Regions from separate parts of the Homo sapiens genome. Here region 1 is linked to region 2. A link is a loop called in an ENCODE intact Hi-C map of the cell type or tissue named here. Cell type or tissue: Panc1. All regions are shown on one strand. Links, peaks and the distances in the headings refer to the core of each region. The heading gives the core; the rest is flanking DNA.

The links. Peaks named below come from ENCODE experiments on the same cell type or tissue, not always from the same donor. Only the 100,000 strongest peaks of a DNase experiment are listed, where the experiment ranks them.
Region 1: it touches region 2 in a loop (3-fold over the local background); 2 of 110 quality-filtered maps call a loop at or near these places.

The regions. Positions count from the first base shown.
Region 1 is chr1:153,138,539-153,150,757 of GRCh38, reverse strand. SPRR2G (small proline rich protein 2G) reads left to right here. Exons shown (of 2, transcript NM_001014291.4): 2 at 627-1,176. The coding sequence starts at 648. The coding sequence ends at 869. It also overlaps the pseudogene SPRR2C. Among named protein-coding and RNA genes, the nearest start is that of SPRR2G, 6.2 kb to the left of the region's middle. RefSeq lists an enhancer at 9,394-10,593. In Panc1, for the core only: no CTCF peak of the experiment used is centred there; no DNase peak of the experiment used is centred there; H3K27me3 peaks cover 1,609 bases.
Region 2 is chr1:153,199,445-153,211,663 of GRCh38, reverse strand. LELP1 (late cornified envelope like proline rich 1) reads right to left here and starts at 8,234. Exons shown (of 2, transcript NM_001010857.3): 1 at 8,133-8,234; 2 at 6,544-6,977. The coding sequence starts at 6,956. The coding sequence ends at 6,660. It also overlaps a transcript of SPRR2G not described here. In Panc1, for the core only: no CTCF peak of the experiment used is centred there; no DNase peak of the experiment used is centred there; H3K27me3 peaks cover 986 bases.

The DNA.
Region 1 (12,219 bases), core at 3,049-8,048, 60 kb after region 2:
TCATGGATAGGAAAAAGAAGATAATGAGGTCTTGAAGGTAAATTTTAGCTGGTATTTGGTAGATAAACATGAAGGTGATGAGGAACCTGGAGTCAAATATATAAAATCTTAAACTGAAGGAGAGTGAGAGACACAAGATGCTGTTCTGTCTCCTGCTTCACATCTGTTCCAAATACATCTCTCTTGGAGTGCAATCTCCTTGGGTGATGGGTGCAAGTTTTTGCAATTCTCTTAAAAAACTCATGGCTCAGCACCACAGCCAGCTCATTAAAACTGGTAACTAGGGCCTCATGGAAGATAAGAGCACAGATTTGTTTGGTATTGGCTAGACTTTTAATATCTGAGTTTTTCTTCTTCAGATAGTGTTTGTATTCAGACAACATTTGTTGCTGTCTCATAGGCAATTTTATTTTCAGAAAATGGTAGAATGAGAGAACAGCCAGAAAGACGGAAGAACTGAGGGTAAGAGGTCCTAAAAGTGAAGTGTGAAGAAGGTTCACAAAGTCATAAAGACTGTATTAGGGATCAAAGTTGGTCCCTAGATACTGGAGATTTGATGTCCTAGCTAATTGCTCCACCAACAGGACTGTCTCTCTTATGAGCACTGTTTCGTATGTATCTTTCAGATTCTCTGAGACTGAGGAGAGATGTCTTACCAGCAGCAGCAGTGCAAGCAGCCCTGCCAGCCACCTCCTGTGTGCCCCACGCCAAAGTGCCCAGAGCCATGTCCACCCCCGAAGTGCCCTGAGCCTTACCTGCCTCCTCCTTGTCCACCTGAGCATTGCCCACCTCCACCATGCCAGGATAAATGCCCTCCTGTGCAACCATACCCACCCTGCCAGCAGAAGTATCCACCCAAGAGCAAGTAACATCACTAGAATTCATCAGGACCATGAAACAACAAGATCCAGTGGCTCTTCTTACTCCCAGGACTCCATCATCTTCCCTTCAGCTGTAGTGGGAGGCTGCATCTTCCCTAACCTCTGTCTGGCTTGAGCGTTGACAGAGAAAAGGCTTAGTTCTGAAAACCGATATGTTGTTGGAAGATGAGCAGCCAGATCACTGCCTAATCTCGCTTTGCTGTCTGTGATGTAGATGGTGGTTCCTATCCTGAGAGCAAGTGTGTTTATTCTTTTGCTTCTCCCCAATAAAGCACATGTTTCATGGTCAAGCCCACATTGCTTTTGTTTGCATTTCGTGTCTTTAACCTCTTCTGTTAACTACACCAAGTGAATGTTCCTTTTCATTCCTATTGAATTATTAGAATTATTAGGCTTTTCCATCACTGAATTCAGTGTTGCGTGCAATGTGTGTTTTGGATTCGGTACAACAAATAATTCTCTTTTATTGGTTTAAAACTCATTTTTACCCCTTCTAGCTTGTATGGCTGAAAAAATTACCTAAACTCTCTTAGCTTCAGTTTCATCATCTGTAAAAAGTAAGAGAGCATGTATTCAGCTGAGTGTACTCATAGCAATTGATTTATTCACAAATGTTTCCTAATTGTCTATCATGTGCCAGCCAGTCTTCTATGCACTGCTGATAGGGATAATGATGACCAAACAAAGTCCTTGCTCTTATAGAGTCTACAGTCTTAAGAGAGTTACATATCACCCCCACCCCCCGACCCCCACACACCTCCCACACACAGGACAAATTATAGTAATACATGGGCTATATTTAAAGAAAATTATTTAGAAAGACCCTTTGAAGTGACTTTTGGCTCAAAGACATGAATGAATAGAAGAGGGAGCCATGGGTATATCAGGGGTAGATTGTTCCTGTTGGAAGAAATGGCCAGTGCTAAAGAAATACAAAATAACATTAGCCGGGCGTGGTGGTGGGCGCCTGTAGTCCCAGCTACTCGGGAGGCTGAGGCAGGAGAATGGCGTGAATCCGAGAGGCGGGCTTGCAGTGAGCCGAGATCGTGCCACTGGACTCCAGCATGGGCGACAGAGCGAGACTCTGTCTCAAAAAAAAAAAAAAAAAAAAAAAAAAAAGAAATACAAAATAACAAAAAGGAAAATGGTGGTCAAGGAGAAATGTCTGCAAATGAGGTCAGAGAGGTTGGATCTCTAGGATACAGTCATGATTTCGATATATACTTGAAGTTTGACAGCCATCTTAGGATGGTCAAAGTCTTGAAATTTTATTGTACATAACTCAACAATTGTATATAATTACTTTTGCATAGCATTTCAACCAGAAGTACATAGGGTATTTCAAACATATTTTTTTAAAAGTTGAAAAGAACTGAGGAATTAATTAAAACTCTTTTGCTAAGAGGGACTGCCCAAATGAAAAGTAGGTCTACCTGTTTTCACATCTTAAAGGGAAATATATTTGATTAGTTTCATCAAATTGCAGCTAGCAGAATGCTTAGGGAATTTTGTTCTTGCTGTGCTCCAAGCCCCAACAGGAATGTTAGAAGGTAAAGTTTACACAAGGCAATACAGAATAACTCCAAGTTATTGTCTTAACAGTAAGCTGTTGAATAAAGCTCTGGCTTAATGTTGTTGACAGTTCCTCCTAACCCCCAGGCCACATTTTGTCTTTAAGAAAAACAAAAATAAAAAATCCTTTATTTTAGGCGAAATATAATCAACACATTCGGAAAGTTCATAAACTTTAGCTGTACAGGGCGAATAATTACAAGCTGAGCACTCATGCAACCAATGCCAAATTGAAGAAAAATGACATTACCAAACTTTCTAAAGACTCCACATTGCCTTATTCAATAACACTCTATACTTTCATCACTGGAAGTAAACACTCTGCTGACATTTAACATAATTACTTTCTTGCTTTTTATTTTATTTTTTAACCATTAATATAGAGGGATCTATATTAATAGATATAGTTAAGTTTTCCAGTTTTTGAATTGCATATAAATGGAACCATACAGTATGTCATTTTTTTGCCTGTCTCCTTTCAACCATCATTGTGTAATTTTTGCTTATTCATGATTGCATTTTAGCATATCATTGTATAAATACACAACACTTTTGTATCCTTATTTATTCTACTCTTGGTTGACATCGGGTTGTTCCCTATTTGGTATTGTTATGAATAGTGCCATCATGATGTTTTCTTCCTGCCTGTGGGTGCACAAGCTCACACATTTCTCTAGGATATACACCCAGAAGTATGTGCATCTTCAACTTTGGTAGGTGATGCCAAACTGTTTTCTAAAATGCTGTCCCAATTTAAATGCCTAGAGCTGTGTAGTAGATTTTATGCTTCCTTTCCCTCCTTCAGCTAATCAATCAATGTCACCCTTCATAGTTTACCTATCTGGTATGGGCATAATTATCTTTTATTGTACTTTGAATATGCATTTTATTAAATATTAATGTCTTTTAGAAGTTTTAAAAAATATGTTTATTAATCATTTTGACATACATTCTTGTGAAGTGCCTGCTAAAGGCTTTTACCCATTTCTATTGAGCTGTTTTTTTCTGACTACTTTTTATGAATTTTTAGTATATTTTGGATACTTAGCTTTAATGGTAATTTGCCTAACCCACTGTAACTAAGATTTTCTCCTGTTTTCCTCCAGAATTGCAGAATGTTTTATTTTTTATCTTAGTGATATATTTTGAATTAATTTTTGTATATGTGAAGTAAGAATCAAGATTCACTATTTCCCATATTAATATCCAATTGCTTGAGTACCATTTGCTGACAAGTTTCTTTTTTTTGCCCATTAAATTACCCTGACACCTTCATTGAAAACCAACTAACTATATAGATATAGATACATATCCATGTGGGTCTATTTTTGGACTTTATTCTATTCTATTGATCTCTATGTCTATTTTTATGCTAATACTACATCTGATTAGTTTGGTTCTAGAATAAATATTCATTTGTCCTGCTCCAAGTACTATATATTTCCACATACATTTTATAATTAGCTTGCGAATTCTTTAAAAGACACTGAGGGGGTTTGACTGAAATTATATTAAATCTATGGCTCAATTTGAGAAGAACTGACAGTATTGACAAAACTTAGCAGTACTGACTTTTTGATCCATGAACAAGCAATATCTGTCCATATATTTACTTTCTCTAAGCAGAGAAGTACACAGTGTTCAGTGAAAGGTCTTGCACATCTTTTCTTAAAGTTTTTTGGTATTTATTTCAAATGTTATTATAAGTGGATTTTAACATTTTATTTTTGAATTGTCTGTTGCTGCAGATATTGCTATGACCCTGCTTCAAGCCACCTGAATATCTGCATTATTTCTATAGCCTCCTTACTCTCTCCCCGCTTTCATCCTTGCTCTATATGACAAATGCTCAACACAGTAGTCAGAATTAACCTCTTAAAGATAATGTCACTTCTCTAGCCAGATACTTCCCTTCTAAATCAGAATATGAGACACAGTCTCTACAGTGATCTACAAAGCCCAACATGAACTGAAACTCACCTCTGAAATCTGCCTCATCTGTATTTATTCTTCCTTCCTTCTCTCAGAAAAGCTTAAGTAGGATAGGAAATTGCATGGTCAAATGATGAGGTGAGAGGCAGCATTTTTTTTCTCTGTAAAATTTTGTGTACCATTTTATTATTATATAACACATATGTCATAACTACAACTAAAAATACAATTAAAATGTTCAAGCTAGTCCACTGAAATAGTAGGGTACTGAATGAAATGATTTGTTTTGTCAAGTGTTTTCTTTGATATGTGTTTACCATATGTTTATCCTGTATTTCTTTATCTTTTGTTAGTATTTATGTGGTTGAGGCAGAAAAACTTGGGAAAGTTACTAAGACTAATACTTAAAATACACATGCAAGCATCTTCTTTTTTTCAAAAAGGCGGAAAGCCTGTAATTGTTTGATTTGAGACAGATTATTTTAGCTCTTCTTTTGTTTTCATCTTACTCTCTTTCATTTCTTCCTTCTTCCCTCTGACATGCCCACCCTATTTATCTGATTTTTCCTTCCTTCTTGCCTTCATAAGTTTTGAGTATATATTTTCCAGGCACTAAGCTCAAGCGATAAATGATAAGCCATTTTGCTTGCCCTCAAAAACCTTAGAATCATATGTAAAATAAAATAATTGCAATTCTGGTATGCATACTGTGTTAAAATTATGTTCTATAAGGAACAGTTGGGGTCATTTGATTCTACTTGAGAAGATAGGGGTGGAGCAAGGAAAACCTCCAGATGACTGAGCAGATTGTAGAAGCATATGCAGGTGATCATCAGGGAGAGCTGAAAGGTAAAGTATTCCAGATGCAGGGGGCAACATCAGAGAACACACACAGACACCTGCAATGTTCCAGAGACTGCTTTGTCGTTCAGTAGGTCTGGAGTAAATGGTGCAATGGTAGGTGTTATGTAAAGTTGTGTTAGAGCACACACAGTCCAGTTGTGAACCTTCTTGTGGTTATCTACCAAAATAGCTACCATTTCTGTCTTATTTACAATGATACTGCTATAAAGTTAAAAAACTTCAACAGCACAGAAAAGCTATGATCCTCTCTATCTGAGTCTATGCTCTTTCTTTTTGCCCAAAGATAATCACAGTTTATTTCCAAAGTAACCATCATTAACATGAACAGCCATCATTATAGATACCTTTCCATGCATAGTAAGTAGAAAAAGAGATAGAAAGAATAGAGAAGTGCCGTAGCTGGAATTTTTAATGCATTAATTTAATTTAACAGAAGAAAAGGAAAGCAAGATATAATTAAGAATTGTCAAACTTCAGGCAAAATTTTCTCCCGTGCTCAGATTTCTGCAACAGTCTGAATAAGCAGGTCTTAAAATGAAAAGCATTTGGAGTCATTATTTTCTTATCTCCACATTTCAATATCAGATATTAATTATAGAATTACCAATATAAATGTTGAGTAAATTTGTATCTTCCCAACCCATTTTTACTTCAACATTTTTGCTAGTTATATAGAAATTTTCACATTGTTAGGGTTTATAAATACCGATGCTCTGTTTTATGACCTCAGTTCCTACAGATGACTATGCTTATTTCATTATTTAAAATGATACATTGCTAACTACTATTTCTCTTACCATAGCTTCCCATCTATGAGATGTTTAGTAGATTATATCTCTTGGATGGTTGTATTTGACAAAGCAGTTTTATAAGAATTTACTGCAGGGGCTGCATTTATTAGCTTCTTCCATATCTATATTTTAAAGCTTCAATAGCCTTTATTTTCTTGTTGGATTGTTTGAAAATTTAAAAGATGATATAGAGTCTGTTCTCCTTCTTGTTTTTCAGATTTTCATTTCTGGAGGCCTCTGTTTGTTTGTTTGTTTTTTCCAGTCTGTGCTGACAGCTCTCCAGGTCTCCTGTACACCCCTTGTCCTCTCCCCTTCTTAAATAATTTCCTGGATTAAACCCACCATTTCTCTACCTTTCTGTTTCTTGAGCTTATGCCACTACTCATTGAAGAATATCCTTATGTAATTCCCTAATAAAGAATGTGTGGGAGAAATAAGTGTCTCAAAGCAGATGCAGGATTCAGCTACCTTCCACAATTTGTGCAGCTAAGAGAAAAAAAACACATTGAGGTTTCCCTCATCATTCTACTCTGTTTCTCTTTCTTTCCTAATCAACTCTCATACCCAATCAAGAGGACTTTTGGCTCCTTTGTCCCCTGAAGTTAAAAGATCCTCTTTAGTTGGATCTTCAAGTCCACCTCCAGATTTATAAAGAAATTCCTTTTCCAGGTAATCCTTAGCATCACTTTATCAGCAATACAGGCTGCTAGGAGTCAACGGATAAAGGCCTTAAAATTCTGAGTGAAGTTTGTTTTTATTTTTCCAAGATAGTGGATTGGAGACATTGTTAGCATGCCTCTCTCACTTGGAAAGACAAAATAGTGTGTAGAGATCCACACTGTGAACTTTTTCCCAGGAAGTAATGCAGGAACTTAACAGGAAAACTGAAAAAAAAAAAAAGACCCCACACACAAAAAAACAAAACCCCATACATCCTTTGAAAGAAGCTGCAGGCTGCAACCTACACTGTGAGCCAGGCAGAAAACAGAGTTTTTCAGAGTATGAGGGGGGATGGACTGCCTCCAGGATATACACCACCAGGTAACCTGGCAATCCAGGCCATGGGGGAAGGCCTTAACCCTCCCCAGCACTGGAAATGATTTATGGAGCAGTGAGGAATATAAAAGTAGAAGCAGCAGTGGGAAGAGCCTTGTGTGTATCTCCAGTCTCCAGAATTTACATGTGATGGTGTGAGTCTACGCATCTTGTTCTCTGCTGTGAGGAACCACATAGGCATGGTTCAAAGCAGAACTGAAGGAAATAGAGACACAAAAAACCCTTCAAAAAATTAATGAATCCAGGAGCTGGTTTTTTGAAAGGATCAACAAAATTGATAGACCGCTAGCAAGACTAATAAAGAAGAAAAGAGAGAAGAATCAAATAGACGCAATAAAAAATGATAAAGGGGATATCACCACCGATCCCACAGAAATACAAACTACCATCAGAGAATACTACAAACACCTCTATGCAAATAAACTAGAAAATCTAGAAGAAATGGATAAATTCCTCGACACATACACCCTCCCAAGACTAAACCAGGAAGAAGTTGAATCTCTGAATAGACCAATAACAGGCTCTGAAATTGTGGCAATAATCAATAGCTTACCAACCAAAAAGAGTCCAGGACCAGATGGATTCACAGCCGAATTCTACCAGAGGTACAAGGAGGAACTGGTACCATTCCTTCTGAAACTATTCCAATCAATAGAAAAGAGGGAATCCTCCCTAACTCATTTTATGAGGCCAGCATCATCCTGATACCAAAGCCGGGCAGAGACACAACCAAAAAGGAGAATTTTAGACCAATATCCTTGGTGAACATTGATGCAAAAATCCTCAATAAAATACTGGCAAACCGAATCCAGCAGCACATGAAAAGGCTTATCCACCACGATCAAGTGGGCTTAATCCCTGGGATGCAAGGCTGGTTCAATATAAGCAAATCAATAAATGTAATCCAGCATATAAACAGAACCAAAGACAAAAACCATATGATTATCTCAATAGATGCAGAAAAGACCTTTGACAAAATTCAACAACCTTCATGCTAAAAACTCTCAATAAATTAGGTATTGATGGGACATATCTCAAAATAATAAGAGCTATCTCTGACAAACCCACAGCCAATATCATAGTGAATGGGCAAAAACTGGAAGCATTCCCTTTGAAAACTGGCACAAGACAGGGATGCCCTCTCTCACCACTCCTATTCAACAGAGTGTTGGAAGTTCTGGCTAGGGCAATTAGGCAGGAGAAGGAAATAAAGGGTATTCAGTTAGGAAAAGAGGAAGTCAAATTGTCCCGGTTTGCAGATGACATGATTGTATATCTAGAAAACCCCATTGTCTCAGGCATGGTTCAATAAATAGGTTTTAGGTGACTCCTTGTGGTTTTTGTTCACTTCTCTCCTTTCTTTAATTTGGCGATTAAGAGTACATTTTTTAATTCCTTAAAAGGTCTGTAGTACACATCTTTGAGGGCAGCAAGGAGGAAAAACACCGAGGGGACTTGATTCCACTGTGGAATCTGTCCTAGCAGAGAAATGCCTCTATGGATTGGGTGGAAAAGACAGCTCTAAAAACACAAAGAATATAGGTCAAACCCAGGATTATATAGGAAAAAAAAAAGAGAGGAAAAAATTTCAGGCTTGAAGAAGAGTCTACAAATAGCACAATGTGGACAGTCTCCAACCCAGAGCCAGGTATTATTCTCTCCTGTGAACACAGAAAGACTCAAACCCAGGGAGGAGAAGTGACCTACCTGTGATCACAGGACTTGCCAATGATAGAACTATGTTCAGTTTCTCATTACTTCTAGCAAATTGGCAAATTATACTAAGGGAGTAGAGGTAGAGTTGAGTTCATGTACAACAATATAGAAATCAGCTAAAGTGGATCAGAGCAGGAAGTTTTACAATTCAGGGAAAGGTTAAGATAGAAAGGGATCCTTTCCCCCAATCAAGAAAGACAGCCTTGGACCACCAGTTAGAGAATCCCCCAATTTTCTCTCTGCCATAAGTCACTGAAACTGAGAGCTAAGGCAGGGCCTCTGTGAGTCATGAGCACTTAATCCAGCGGGAGACCTCAGAACAGGATATTTCCTTTTTTGAGATTCCCTGTCATACCAGTTATGGATAAATTTGCATTTTGGATGGGACATTACTGGACCAGCCCATTTTAGGCAGTTCCGTTTCCCCCTGGGTGGGGCAGCAGGCCCTGTGAAGAGGTTCTCAGCCTCATGACTCCTAAACTCCTGGTACTTGAGCACCGATCTGCTTTGGAGAACCTGGTGAGTCTGCTTACTTGAATTTCTCTGTTCTTTGGGCCCTCAAAAGTTGAATTTAATCTGAAGACAGAAAGTATGGTTGATCCAAACCTCTGATGACAGTTTTGACACTACTTAGTGGATGGAACCTTAGGATTAGATCATAATGACACATTGTTTTAGCTTTTTTTTGTAAGTAGCTTGGTGTTCATATGAACAGCGAAGTTAATAGGAAGGCTTTGATTTGAGGAAGAGGTAAAAGCAAAGTGTTTTTCCTTTTTTCTATATCTTTCTGGTGTCCTTTTCAAACATTTGTGTTTTAGCAGGTGTGAGAGCCTGCAATTCTTCCCAAACAGCCCTTTGCTCTTTGCCCATCAGCCCACTGGGGCTTTACAACAGATAATGATGATAGGAATAGCTTCTGAGATTGCCCAGAGTATCTGAACTTGTGACTGCCTTTCATGAAGTGGTTATTTTCATGCTTGATTCTTTATAACAGAGATATTTTCTTTAGAAAAATTGCATGAGAAAACACAGGATTTCCCAGGGTTGATAAAGCAATTTGCTAAAGTGGAAAGGAGAAACCAGAGAGTCATGAAAAGGGAATTAGGAGTTTAAATAATTTTTTGGAGACTGGAGAAATAGCCCATGGTATTACATAAACGTTGGCTTTTCTTTGTAGGAGTCCCTTCCTGTGAACCCTGTTATATAATTTCTTTCAGATTCTGAGACTCCAGCAGGATGTCTTATCAACAGTAGCAATGTAAGCAGCCCTGCCAGCCACCTCCTGTGTGCCGCCTGCCAAAGCGTCCAGAGCCATGTCCACCCCTGAAGTGCCCTGAGCCCTGCCCACCACCAAAGTGTCCACAGCCCTGCCCACCTCAGCAGTGCCAGCAGAAATATCCTCTGGTGACACCTTCCCCACCCTGCCAGCCAAAGTGTCCACCCAAGAGCAAGTAACAGCTTCGGAATTCATCAGGACCACGAAAGGATAGGGATAATTGGCTCACCTCGTTCCACAGCTCCACCTGCATCTTCTCATCAAAGCCATCCAGGGATACACAGGGAGCTTCTTTCCCCTTAGCCTGTGATCTGCCCATGATGATCCCCGACAGCAAAATGTTTCCTTTCTGAGGCTGCCATGCTGCCACTGTCCAGGTGGAGACTGAGCAAAGGAAGTCCTCAGCTGTACCGGCCTTTCAGAGCTTCTCTTTGGGTGCCATCAAAGAATTATTTTGATGTCTTCTGTCTCTGTCTGTCACCTGGCATGAGCTTCTACTATCTGTGCAATTGTCACTTTTCTTTCACTCCCTGAATAAAGTAGCTATGCCTATATTTTTGTGAATGGATATTTCATTTCTGTTTAAACCTACTTTATTAACAATATCATATGATCATTTGGATTTATTTCTATCTTTCGTTGGTCCCCAGGACCAGGCTCTCATGATTATTGTAGGAATTTTGGGTCATACTAAAGATTATTTCTGTGTGATTTTAAACCCGTTTTATTTTCCTTAGTTAGTGTTTTGATTGATTCAAGGAACATATTATTCAACTTCCCCAAATGTCAGTCTCTTTACTGCAAAGTGAGCAAAATAACATTTACATAACAAAGCTAGTCTAAGGCATAAAATTGAATTACTATCTGAAATTTGGTTGGCAGAATGCTTGACACATAATTAGCAGTCATTTAATTGAGGTTTATTAGCAGGAATATATCATCCTTGTCTTCATCATCATCATCATTATCATCATCACCAGCATCACTACACCACTACAACCACCACCATAGTTGCTCCAGCAAGAGAGTAGCTTGGATATAACTAATACAGGAAATAAGAAGAGTCTCTATTGCTATTTTTTAAGAATTCATAATACTTGTATACAATTACGGGGTACATATGATATCTTGTTACATGAATAGAATGTGTAATGATCAAGTCAGGATATCAGGAAATTTAGACTATCCATCGCCTGGGGTATTTATCATTTTTCTTTGTTAGGAACATTTTAATTTTTCTCTCCTAGCTATTGTGAAATATAGAATACATTGTTGTAAACTAGTCACCCTACTCTACTGTTGAATATTAAAACTTATTCCTTGTATCTTTTTGTTTGTACCCATTAACCAACATCCCCCCCATCCCCCACAAATACCTTTCCCTGCCTCAGGTATCTTATCATTCTATTCTCCATGATATCTATCTCCATGATATTGACTTTTCTAGCTTTATATGAGTGAGAACATGAGATGTTTGCCTTCCTGTGCTTGACTTATTTCACTTAAGATAATGACCTCCAGTTTCATCTATGTTGTTGCAAACGACATGATTTCATTCTTTTTTGCAACCAAGTAGTATTTCATTGTATATATATACTATATTTTCTTTTTCCATTCATTCGTTGATGGACACTTAGGTTGATGGGCACTTAGGTTGATTACACATCTTTGCTATTGTGAATAGTGCTGAAATAACCATGGAAGTTCAGGCATCCCTTTGATATACTGATTTATTTTCCTTTGTATACACACACAGTAGTTAGATTGCTGAATTGAATGGTAGTTCTATTTTTAGTATTTTTTGTGAAATTGCTATTATTACCTGTGCTTTTGAAGTCTTACCCGAAAACCCCTTGCATACTCTTACATCATAGAGTATGTTTCCTGTGTGTTCTTCTAGTAGTTCTATAGTTTCAGGTCTTACATTTAAGTCTTTAATCCATATTGAGTTGGCTCTTGTATATGATGAGAGATATAAGCCCATGTTTCATTCTTCTGCGTATGAATTCCATTTTTTTCTGAACAATTTATTGATAAATTTGTCCTTTCCCCAATGTATATTCTTGGCATCTTTGTCAAATTCAGTTGGTTGTAAATATGGAGGTTTATTTTTGGGTTCTTTATTGTTTTC
Region 2 (12,219 bases), core at 3,670-8,669:
CCTAAAACTTAAAGTATAATAATTAAAAAACAAAAACAAAAACACTTAGCAGACCAGTGTATTGGGGATTCCTTATAAGCTTTGGGAAGACAACAAAGACACAGACCAGCCAGTGGCTGTTCACAGTTTGGGATCACAGGAAATACTCACATGTACATGCCGTCATCTATAGGGTGTTCAGGGACTTCAGGTCAAAGATCACCAACACAGATGGTGGGGAGGAAGGATGTTCCCCAGTTACTTAAATTTGTTGTAGATCTTCAACTTTTTCCCTTTTGAGTTTGATTTCTGGCGAACCTTGGCCTAAATCAGGATTAGAAATCCTGGATGCTTTCTACAACCGACACGCTGTGACTTTGGTTGTTCCCCTCTCTGGACCTTCGCTTCCTCATGTAGACACTGAGGATATTTTAAATGCCACGTTCAGCTCTGATATTCGGCAATATGAGCATCTCCTTCTGGCTCCTACTGTGGGCCCAACCTGGGAATGGGGTGGTGAGGTGGCCCCTAACTCTACTTGCCTTCAGAGATATTTGTCATCCTTTTGTGGAACTCCCTGTTTCTCCCTCAAATGCACTGCTTCTCACAACAGATAGCAGGAAGCTTTTGCTGCAGTAGGTGATGAGTTGTGACTCCGAGTGTGTACATAGATACTAGAGTACTGTTGGCATCTTGGCTTCCTAAGTTCAGTTGCCCACACTAGGGGCTTGATATAAGTTATCTGACTTCATCACCCCACCTTGCCCCTTGGTGAGACTTTTCTTCTCATTCCTCAGGTGAAGAGCTCCCTTCTCCCACTGAGGCGAAGCATTTTGCCCGGCTCCACAGCTGGCTGGTGCAGTGCTTGCTTGGAGCCCATGTCTGTAGGATGCCAAGCCCTTTCCCTTTCCTTGCTGCTGCCCGAGGTGAGGGACCCACATGGAGGTAGACTGCATCTTCCTGGCAAGGCATTAGGAGGGCTGGCAGGATCTGTATCTTGTGGCTGAAGGGGAAAGTGGCCAAGGACAAGACTGCAACAAGGGCCAGGGCTGCCTTTCAGCCCCAGGCCATTCATGCTGAGTCCCCTTCCCCTCTCCCCGCTGTCGCATTCTGGGGATAACTCCATGCCACGAGATTAAGGAGCACAGTGGACAGGGGCTCAGTCCAGAGCAATCCTCTCTTGTTTGGGAAAGTGGCTCTGCAGCCTCTGAGCATCCAATCATTGGTTATTACTGCATGTCAGCGATGCATGCCCGGCTGCCCCTTCTCAAAGGGCAGGCTGGTGGGAGAGTCAGGTTACGAACACGTGGCCAGAATGTGAAGTGATAAGGGGAGGAAGGCATGGAAGCTCTGAGACCACAGAGTGGGGCATCTAACCAGTTTGGGGGTGGGATGTGGGGAAGATTTTTGGAGCAGGTGACCCCTGAGTTGACTTAAAGGATGAGGATTTGCCCAGGAGGATCATTCAGAGGAAGATTCAGTGGAGGCAGAGCAAATGATAGAGAAGGGGGTGTAAAGTCACAAAGGCCAGAGACTCTGTGTTGTGTGCCAGGAAATGCCAGCAGTTACCTGTTACTGGGCTGTAAAGTTCTAGAAGGAGATGGAGAAATGGCCTTATGGCTAGAGAAGGAGTCAGGGGCTTGATTCTGAAGGCTTTTGCATGACAGAATGTTATTTGAGCTGCCCTCTAGGCAAAGGGGAGACTCAAGGATTTTAAGCAAGGACATCATGTATAAATTTGAATTTTAGCAAGACTGCCTTGGCTGGCTTCCACTGGAGTAAGAACTGGAGGAAGGTGAACTTCGAAAGCCAGTTAGGAGGGTTGAATGGTGTAGGTGAGAGATGATGAGCACATTTCTGGGAAAAAGCCATGACTCCTTAGTCTGAGAAGAGTTTCCTTTGAGCCTGGGAGGGAGCATATAGCTCTGGAGATGAGACATATGAGATTTCCTGCACTTGGAAGACAGGTACAGCTGAAAATATCCTGGTATGCATTTTACCATCAGTTTGTATTTTAAAATCTTTATGTGTTTGGCAAACGGCTGAGTGTTTTTACTGATCTCTTTGCTGAGCATCAACCGCTGTGACATGGAAGCAGTTATGACTTATCACTAATAAAGCCTTCTAGAATTTGCCTGTGCTCGTGTGCTGAGCTGCAATCTTGGTCCTGTGGGAACAGGACAGGAAAAATAGGACGTTTGGTAACTGGTTACTTCCTCCCCTCTCCCCAGTTGGCATTCATGCATGGAGTGGAGGATGCAGGAAAAAGATCTCTAAGGTTCCTTTCAGCTTCAAAGCCAGACAACCCCGAGGTTCTGTGCCCAGCCCTCACAGCGCCAGCCCACCTCACAGCCAGTTGCCTGATTTGGGAGGGCTTAGAAGCCCTTTTAGAAGGCTAGCTGTACTCTGCCTGATTCTCAAGAAAGCACAAGGCAAAGGGGTCTGTGGTGGAGGCTCCTTTTGTGACCATCTTAATGGATCCTCAGAACTGCTTTGTCATGAAGGGAGAGGCCTTGGTCCTGCCTGTCTTGTTATCTGGGAGCCATCGAGCCTGGTGCTGCACAGATTCTTGTGATGCCACTCTTCAGGCGTTGCTTATTTATACAGCCCTCTACTGTTTGGGGCAGAACCCTGGTGACTGCCGCTGGGGCTGGGAGTAATTATGGGATTCTGCAGGGAGGTGGCACCCTCATCATGTCCCAACCATTTCCCCAGAATTGCCTTTGATCCAGCTTTTTTTTGGGAAAGTAGCCATTAAGAGATGTCTATCTTGGCCGGGCGCAGTGGCTCTTCTGTCCCTCCTCCTTTTTGACTTCCTGTGAGGTAGAAAGGTTTTCCACCTGTTACCCACAGCTGAAGGGGTTTCCACCTGTTACCACAGTCCCCAGTGCTCTATACGAGACTTTCCCAGCACTTTGGGAGGCCAAGGCGGGCGGATCACGAGGTCAGGAGATCGAGACCATCCTGGCTAACATGGTGAAACCCCGTCTCTACTAAAAATACAAAAAATTAGCCAGGTGTGGTGGTGGGCACCTGTAGTCCCAGCTACTCTGGAGGCTGAGGCAGGAGAATGGCGTGAACCCGGGAGGCGGAGCTTGCAGTGAGCCGAGGTCGCGCCACTGCACTCCAGCCTGGGCGACAGAGCAAGACTCCATCTCAAAAAAAAAAAAAAAAAAAAAAAAAAAAGAAGAGATGTCTATATTTGGTTCCGTTTACATGGGAGAAACAAGACCTAAATTGGAAATGAATGGTTTCATGTTCCCAGAGCTGCCTCCTTTCAGGCTGTGCCCAGAGTTTGCAGAACCACCTGGGAGGGCACAGCCCCCTGACGCGTACTGCCTGGCCTGGGACTGAGATCCTGCCCCTGGAGGGAAGGCATCCACGGCGAGGTGCCTTCGATGTGGTGCATACTTCCTAAGACATTCTTCCTTCCCTGTGTTTGTACATTGAGTAAAATAAAGGACTTTGGGGGTCTCTGAAGTAGTCATGATTATTTCATAAATTGTTGATTATTTCATGATTACTTCTTTTTTAACCCATCATGAAACAAAAACATGTGAAAATCCAGATTAAAATAGAAATAAACTACTAGTTACCTATATCCCCATTGTCTTAAAATAATGAGAATATCTACACATTTCCTTTTGTTATTATTATTACCATTATTATCAAGGAAGGTTTTGGTTAAAGATAATGGCTTTACGTTATATTTTCAATTGAGGCCTTACTTTCTTTAATTCATTTTAATGTATTAAATTAATTTAATACATTGAATAGGTTAATACATTAAAATTAAATAAATTAAAATTTATTTTAATGTTTTAAAATTATTAAATTTAATGTAATGAATTTATTAATGTATTATTAAATTTAATGTCTTAAAACAATGTTTCATCATATAATAGGTTCAAGTTTACTTAATCAAACCTTGTTAGATATTTAAATTGTTTCTAAGTTATGCTGTGATAATCACCTTTATTTATATAGCTCCCCTACCCACCATTTTGCAATTTTTTTTTTGAATAGGTTCTATGAAGTGGACCCATTGGGCCAAAGAGTTGAAGCATCTAATGCTTCTGATGATACATATTCCCACATTCCTTGAATTGTTTTCTAAAAGGATTTTTGTCTATTTATATTCCCACCAACTGTAGTACACTCTTTAGCACTGGGTTCAGGATTTATTATTTAAAAGTGACCATTTAATAGAGGATGGTCTGTTGACCATGGATGAAGACGCCATGTTATTGTTCTATTATCTCTCTCTCTCTCTCCCTTTCTTCTGTCCTTCCTCCTTTTTGACTTCCTGTGAGGTAGAAGGGTTTTCCACCTGTTGCCCACAGCTGAAGGGGTTTCCACCTGTTACCACAGTCCCCAATGCTCTAAACTAGACTTTCAGAGGCTCCTGGCATCCAGTGAGTGCCTCTCTGCAGGGATCTAGAGTATGGGAACCTCAGTGCCTCAGAAGACCCTGAGACCTCAAGGTCTCCTCATGTCACACCTGGAAAACAAGGGGGCGGTGCCTTAAATGTTCCGCCTACTTCACGTATTCTAAAAGCCTGCTCTGTCACCAGCTGACTGTACAGACTCAGGCTGGTGGGGTCCCAGTTATTTTTTCTTTGACACATTTTGGACTCTCTATACTTGCCAAACCCTTCGCTGTCTGAACCATCCTTCAGGCTCAGAAGGATGAGAGCTAGTTTTGTGTAATGGTTCCATAGGGAGCCATCCCAGATTTGGCTCTTCAGTTATCTATTACGATGATAGCAGGGAATCCTTAAATGCTGTTCACTGTATCGCTGCTTATGTGCAGTGCACCGAAACAATTCACAACTGGTTTGTCTGTGCGTCAAAGCTCTGTCATCTGCTTGGCCACGGGGCATGCTCGTGACCTTCTAGGCAATCAGGTTCCTCTCCTGGTGAAAATAGGAATATCCTTGTGCCCAACCTGTCAACAAGCTGGGTATGCAACTGGCCCAGGACCTTACTGAATGGCGGGGTGGGGGGCACTAGGAGAGGATGGGACATATTCTGAGGCATTGTAGAGGCTGGCGAGATGAGAGTGGCTGAGATGGTGAGTGGGTCCCTGATCCCAGGCCTTGAAGTCTTGATTCCTACAGTTCTCCCTTTAATCCTATGCCCTGTTCCCAAACCCTTCTCGGCATGAGCTGATAAATTCTGTTTTGTGAATTAAGCTAGTTTGACACGGACTTTCTCTAACTACTTGTAAATAATCTCCACTAACACATCAGCTATGAAGGCTTTCCCTATTCATTCCTAATTGAGGTCCCAGATATGTACAATATCTAGTTTTTTGTACTTAAGTTTTTATTTTGAAATTTTATAGATTCACAGAGTGTTGCAAAAATAGAGGTTTCATGTACCCTTCACTGGGATTCTTCCACTAGTGACATGTTATGTAACTATAGTTCAGTATTAGAGCCAGGTAACAGATAGTGGTATAATCTGTAACTCCTTTTTGAATATTTTTAAAAGAATGTCTAACTGTATGCTTACAGATGTCAAAGCCTGACTCCTGTGGTCAGGAGATTTACAGGCTAAGAAGAATTACACAAAGCAATGAAGTTCAGGTGTGATGAGTGTTACACTGCGGTGGGTGTGGGGTGCTCCTTCACCAACTCACTATGTCCCTGTAAACCTGGCACTTGGCATTTGTTAACTCTTTTTTTTTTTTTTTTTTTTTTTGAGATGGAGTCTCGCTCCTCTCATGCAGGCTGGAGTGCAGTGGTGCGATCTCGGCTCACTGCAACCTCCATCTCCTGGGTTCAAGTGATTCTCCTTCTTCAGCCTCCCGAGTAGCTGGGATTACAGGCGTGTGCCACGCCCAGCTAATATTTGTATTTTTAGTAGAGACGGGGTTTTGCCATGTTGGCCAGGTTGGTCTCGAACTCCTGACCTCAGGCGATCCACCTGCCTCGGCCTCCCAAAGTGCTAGGATTACAGGCATGAGCCACTGTGCCTGGCCTGGCGTCTGTTAATTCTTTAGCCTCACAACAACTTCATAACAGCAGTACTGTTAGCATCATCATTCCTTTTGCAAAGAGAGGAAAACTGAGACACAAAGAAGTTAAGCAACTTGCCTAAGGTTACAAGGTGTTAGGGAGCAGAGATAGAGTTGCATTAAACCCATGCAGCCTGTACTGAGAGCCCTTCTGCATAAGCATTATGCAACAGGACTAACAGAAAAGTAGTACAATGCCTTTTCCTGAGCCTTCCTGGACCTTTCACCAATATTCTACTCCTCTTTCTCCCTCATACCATCTCTTTCCTGCTTCCTGGCGTTAGACGCTTTCACAGCTGCAACCATATTTATGGATCTCTCAGGCTTTGCTCTAACACAGCCTGGCATTACCTGGGTACACCCTTCAGAAGTGGGCACCTGCCTCTAAGCAGCAGGTGGGGTCAGAGGGAAAGTCAGTTCTCAAAGGTTGTTGAGAGTGCAGGGTTCTAGCCTCACTTCTCAGGGATTGCTTGTTGGTGGTTTAGTGCTGTAAAACAACAAACAAAACAAATCAAAACCCACCAGAAACACCAGGAGAAGTCTTGCACAGCAGAGGAACACGTTTACTTGTCAGTTCATGGTTTCAGTCTCCAGCCCCACAGCGTTGTACATGGTGGAGGTGGCAGTGGTGGTGGGGTTGGGTAGTGCCCACAGTGCCTCACTCTGGGGGAGGGCAGGGAGGTGGGCAAGCATGTGGGCAGGATGAAGGGCATTTAGGAGGACAGGGCTTGGTGCAGGGCTGGGGAGGGCAGGATGAAGGAGACTGCGAGGGGCAGGGCAGGCACTTGGGTGGTGCTGGACACTTTTCCCATGGGCACTTTTCGAAACAGCGTTGCAGCAGCTTCTTTAAACAGCTGGGCTGGCATTTGGACTCACACTTTTGTTCACACTTGGGATCGCAGTTCTTGGGCTCAGTCTTGGGGTCATTTGATTTACTTTTATCATCACTCGACATTGTTTCTTGATTATCTGAGCCCTGCAAAGAAATATGAGATGCATTGTAGGTGGGAGAGGATACCTACAGGCTTCTTACAGCTTATCCTTGTACTTAAGAAAGTCTTCCCTGAGATGCATTCAGGCTCTAGATCATCTTCTCATTTAGGGCCGCCCTCATCCTTGTATGAGTTTGAGATAGCATTTCTTAATCTCTCCACCCTTAACTCTGCTTCCTTTTCACTTATTCTTGCTTCCATGCTATAGACTCTAGTAGGAGTTCTTAACCTATGGTTTTGGACCCCCCACCTCCCCCACCCCACTGAAACTGTATTTCAGTAGAGTTGGTGTCTCTGTAACTCCATATGTTGTATTTAATTCATTTAGAAACATGATTCCAAGGAGTCCCTAAGTTTGACCAGATTGCTCAAGGCATTCATGGCACAATAGAAGTTTCGCTCCTCTAAGGCCACTTCCTGTTCCTCTGAAGATAGATGGGAGGTACACTAGCAGACTTGGGGGCCTAGGACACTGCTTTCAATCCTGTGTCCCACCTAAGTTCCCTGAACCTTGAGAATTGCTTTCTTTACTAGAGGCCATGGGAGGGAAAGTAATTTAATCCCTGCCATGAGTGGGTTCCCATGGGCTACTCTAGAACTGCCCACTCCTTTGTCTCCATCCAGGTTCTGATAAATAATAGGGTAAGGGAAGAAATCAGGAGATGAACCACGAAATTCCAATTTCTCTGAAAATCTGAATGATAGAGCCACAAAATGTGATTTTCAGAAGGGAATTCCTTTTCTCTCCTGTTGAGTTTTGCCCTGAGCTAGGCATTTCTGCACGGACAGTTTAACTCCTAGATATGGACAGGGATTTTCAGTCCCTCACAATACTTCAAGTTGGATCTAATTGGTTATATTTCTTTGATTTCTTTTAACAATATAAAAATAACATTTTAAATTTTGTTTTAAAATCAGTATAGCTCTCTGGGGAGGCATATTATTAAGTTGAACTCTAAAATTGTTGAGACTCTATTCCAAGGTGAAGCACACACCAGTTCTTACCACTGAAAATAACAGGAAACTTTCATTCAAACATGACTTTCCCAACCCTGCTCAGTGCGTGGGGTACTTCAGGTCACTCCCAGGGTAGAAGAGGCCAAAGAGTGGCCACTTCCACCTGTCCAAATGCAACTTACCCCTCTGTGTTGGTGGTGAACTTGACAAGCAGTTGAGTGAGGTGGATGTTATGGCTGTGCCTGGGAAGGTGGCTTTTCCCTTTGGTTCCTCTGCCCAGATCTGAGGAAGCTGGGGGTGGGGGCAGGGGAAATGACCTCCACTTATGAGGTCATTGCAGCATCATCGAGGGGCAATTGTTGTGTGACTCCATAGCTCCCAGCACAACAAGCCCTGAACACCAGAATAGAGCCATGATGAATCACCCCCCTTGGCTGTCCCACCCCTCCCTAGACCCCTCAACATTCAGGCTGGTAAAATGAGGCTGCAGTGAAGAGTCCTGGGCTCTGAGGATGGGAGGCTCATTGTTGCTGGGAGCAGAAAAGCTGGCCCACTGTTGACACATGGTCTCCAGCTCCTCTTCCACCCTCAAAGTTTAATTCCTCTGAACCTGCTCCTTCCCCACCCTTCTAGGAGAGCAACCCTGAATTGATCACTGCCATTTTGACATTCTTCTTTTCTTTATTTTTCTAATGTGAGATTCTGAAACCTCTTCTTACCACCCCACACAATTGGGTTAGCCCCAGATCCTGCCTTAGGGCACAAAGATTTGCCTCTCAGAATTCCTTCCTTGCCTTTTTTAAAGGCCTGACCAGGGTCTTTGTGGTTGGAATGGGGGTGTGTTAGGAGTGGCGATGGGAGGCTGGAGTGCGAAAGGTGGGTAGGCTTAGACACAGGGTGCCTGAACTCAGGTTTAGGAGGTTCATCGTGGCAGTCATCACGAATGAATCTCTAGTGACTTTTGATTAAAATTGTGACATGATTATGCCTAAGGTATTTAAATATTAGGATGGATTGGGAGATGGGGTGGTGAAGTAAAAGTCGAATGAGACTGTTTTAAAGAAATTATGAAAATCTCCACATCTGAAGGAAGGCAGTCATGGGTCTGGGTGCCCATGAGAAAGACCTCATTAGACAGGTAGATTCATGGGACTTATTTACTGACTGTGCAGAAAATTAAGAATTGAAGATGACTCCAGAGCAAAAGGGCTTCTTCCTAGTGTACTAGAAGGCAATACGATGACACCAGGTTTTTGAGAAAAGAAAAGCTTTTTACTGCAACTAGACCATCAAAGAGACAAGAGTTTAGCTTGAATCTGTCTCCCTGTGCTGGCTTTAAGGCAGTCATTTTATTGGGAAAGGTTAGGGATTAGATTCTGGTATTAGTAGGTGACTGGTGGAAGGAAAAGGGAGGGCTGGAAAAAGTCCTCGGGCATGGGAAGTTATCTCTTCATGCTACCTCATGGGTCACATGTGCAGTTTCGGGGAGGGTCAGTATGAAACATGCAGTGGAAATTTGGCTGTGACATCAGCACGCTTTTTCTGTGCAGACTCCAGTCTGCCAGATTGGCTCCAATGACTTCAGCCAATTTTGTTATCTTACAAATGGAGAGAGTTTCAGCATTTCAGCAAGTTGTTCTTTTTTTAAAATCTACTATCATGTAAACTCAAGAATTTGTATTAGTCACTCGTTTGTTTAACTCTTTGGGACAATGTTTCACCAGGTTTTGGGGTGTTAGTATTACTTTTAATGAGAGCTGAGGAAACAGGGGAACAGATTTGTGCTAAAAGAATATGGGTTTAAGTCTGAGAAGAGTTTAGTTAGAGTCAACCCTCTTGGGTGGTTATTGGAAATATGGCTTTGGCCCTTGGGCCACTGGGGAGACCTGAGGCCTTCAGTTCATTTCAGTTTAACAAGTGTTTATTGAATAGAAGATCATGAGTTGAAGATGGAGAAACCTCATATGGGGTTTATTCACAAGGATAAATAATGCCATATTCAATTAAACCTCAAATGAACCTAAATAAAAGAGGAGAATGGGTTGGGATTTAACCCCCTATCACTGGAATAATTGGCGATAGAGTCATAGTCTTTGTGCAGCTCACTCCTTTCATAAGAATTTCCTCTTTCTTCCATAATATTGTTCATCAGCTCTCTCTCCTCAAAGCTGTTGAGAAGCAGCTCTCACCCCCATCTCAGGAGACCCAGCCTCACCTATGTTCAGCTCTGGACCAAAGCTACCAATCTAGATATGGAGATGGCAGTCATTTGTGACAGCAATGTAAAAAATGTAGTGATTTCTACTAGCCATTGTTATCTTTCTCTTTCTCCTTTCTTCCCTCTCCTATTTCTTGCTCAAGAAGTTCTCAGTGAATCAAAGTATATCAGTCACTGGACTTTCAGTAGGACGTTTGCCCATTATCTTTCCAGTCTTTAAAACCTTCCTCTGTAAAGGTCAGCACTCCTGGCAGTGTTACATTTGGTATCCCAGCTACTAGCCTTACCTTTCACTTAGGGTTTGGTGGCTAAGTGACTTCCTTCGCTGGCTGGAAGGAACTACTACTGAGACGAAACACAGAACAGGCTTCTTAGGCTGCTGGGCCTCCACGAGAGGCTGGAAGAAGAGATAAATGTCAAAGCCCGGCTTGCCTAGATTAGGGTTAGAAGAGGACCCTGAAGTCAGATTTCTGGGTTTAAATCCTGCTTTTGCTAGGCGCGGTGGCTCACACCTGTAATCCCAGCACTTTGGGAGGCTGAGGTGGGCGGATCACGAGGTCAGGAGTTTGAGACCAGCCTGGCCAACATGGTGAAACCCCATCTCTACTAAAAATACAAAAATTAGCAAATTAGCTGGGCGTGGTGGCGCATGCCTGAAATCCCAGCTACTCGGGAGGCTGAGGCAGAAGAATCGCTTGAACCTGGGAGGCAAAGGTTGCAGTGAGCAGAGATCACGCCATTGCACTCCAGCCTGGGCAATAGAGTGAGACTCCGTCTCAAAAAAAAAAAAAAAAATCCTGCTTTCATCCTTTACTTGCTGAACAACTCTTAGTAATTTACTTAGCCATCCAGGTCTCGATTCCTTCATCTATAAAATGATATAATGTCACCATCATCTTAAGATAATATATAACTTATGTCGATTGCTCATAACATGCCAGTCATATTTGCAAGTGCAAAACCTACACCCTCATCCATTACAGTGCCTCACTAGACTCATAGAATTGTAAAGACTGGGGATGCCCTGTATGAAGTACCCCCCAAAAATGTTTGTTATTCATATTAGCTATCGTTTTTTGTCAACGCTGGCCAGGTGTCTTCATTGGTTTGCTGAACCTCTCTCTCTGTGTCTTCATTTCTGTCTCATTCTCTCATTTTCTGGTGTTGGCCCTATAATCCCACTTCTCCAACTCAATATTTTCCTCAGACCCCTTCTCCATAGCATTTTTTTCCCCTGCCTTCCAGCCAAAGCTCCTGGTGGCGTTCACAGTAAGATTAGATATTTTAATGTTAACTATTAACGGATGATTTCACTTTTGAGTAGGAAGGGTTGATATCAATGTTATTGATAAAAGATAGTAACTTAATTTAGGCCAAAAAAGTCACTGGGCCATTCAGTGGTTCCTCTCTGTGTGTGTCTGAAGGCCCTGTATGTCTGCATATTGTATCAGCCCAGGGACATGCTATGTATCAGCAATTTTAACTCCATTAGAATCTCCCTCGCTGCTTTTTTGGCAAAGTATTTCTATTTTTTTCCATGCCTTTTTCTATCTCTCTGTGTAATTCTTGTTGAACAAGCAGAACCTGCATGATGGTCAGAAAGCAACTCTATTTCTTCTCTTGATGCCTCTTAAAACCCTCTCTGTGGGGCTGGCTCTTCCCTTTCTCTTGGAATGAAATCTCTAGCAGATGCCCTTGACTTTTAGAATCATGCTAAGAAATCGCATGATTTCTTACTTCTATTTATATAAAAATAACTTCTATTTACATAAAAAAAATCTTATTTCAGTAATCAGAAGGTCTTTCCTTGAATGTTGGATTTCCTTCTCTTTCCTACTTGGTACTACTGCAGGAAGGAAGGCTGCACAGGAAAGAAGAGTATCTTCTCTATTAGCTACTAGAAGTTTTTAATTTTCTTCCCTTGCTCACCCAGCTGCCTCTTGTCCATTTGGGTAGGGGCTGCAAAGGAATGAGAAAGAAAGACCTGAAAACTTTGTGAACTGGCATAGGAGCTTTCTGGGCTTGGCAGGTGCTTATGGCTGACCTTTCTC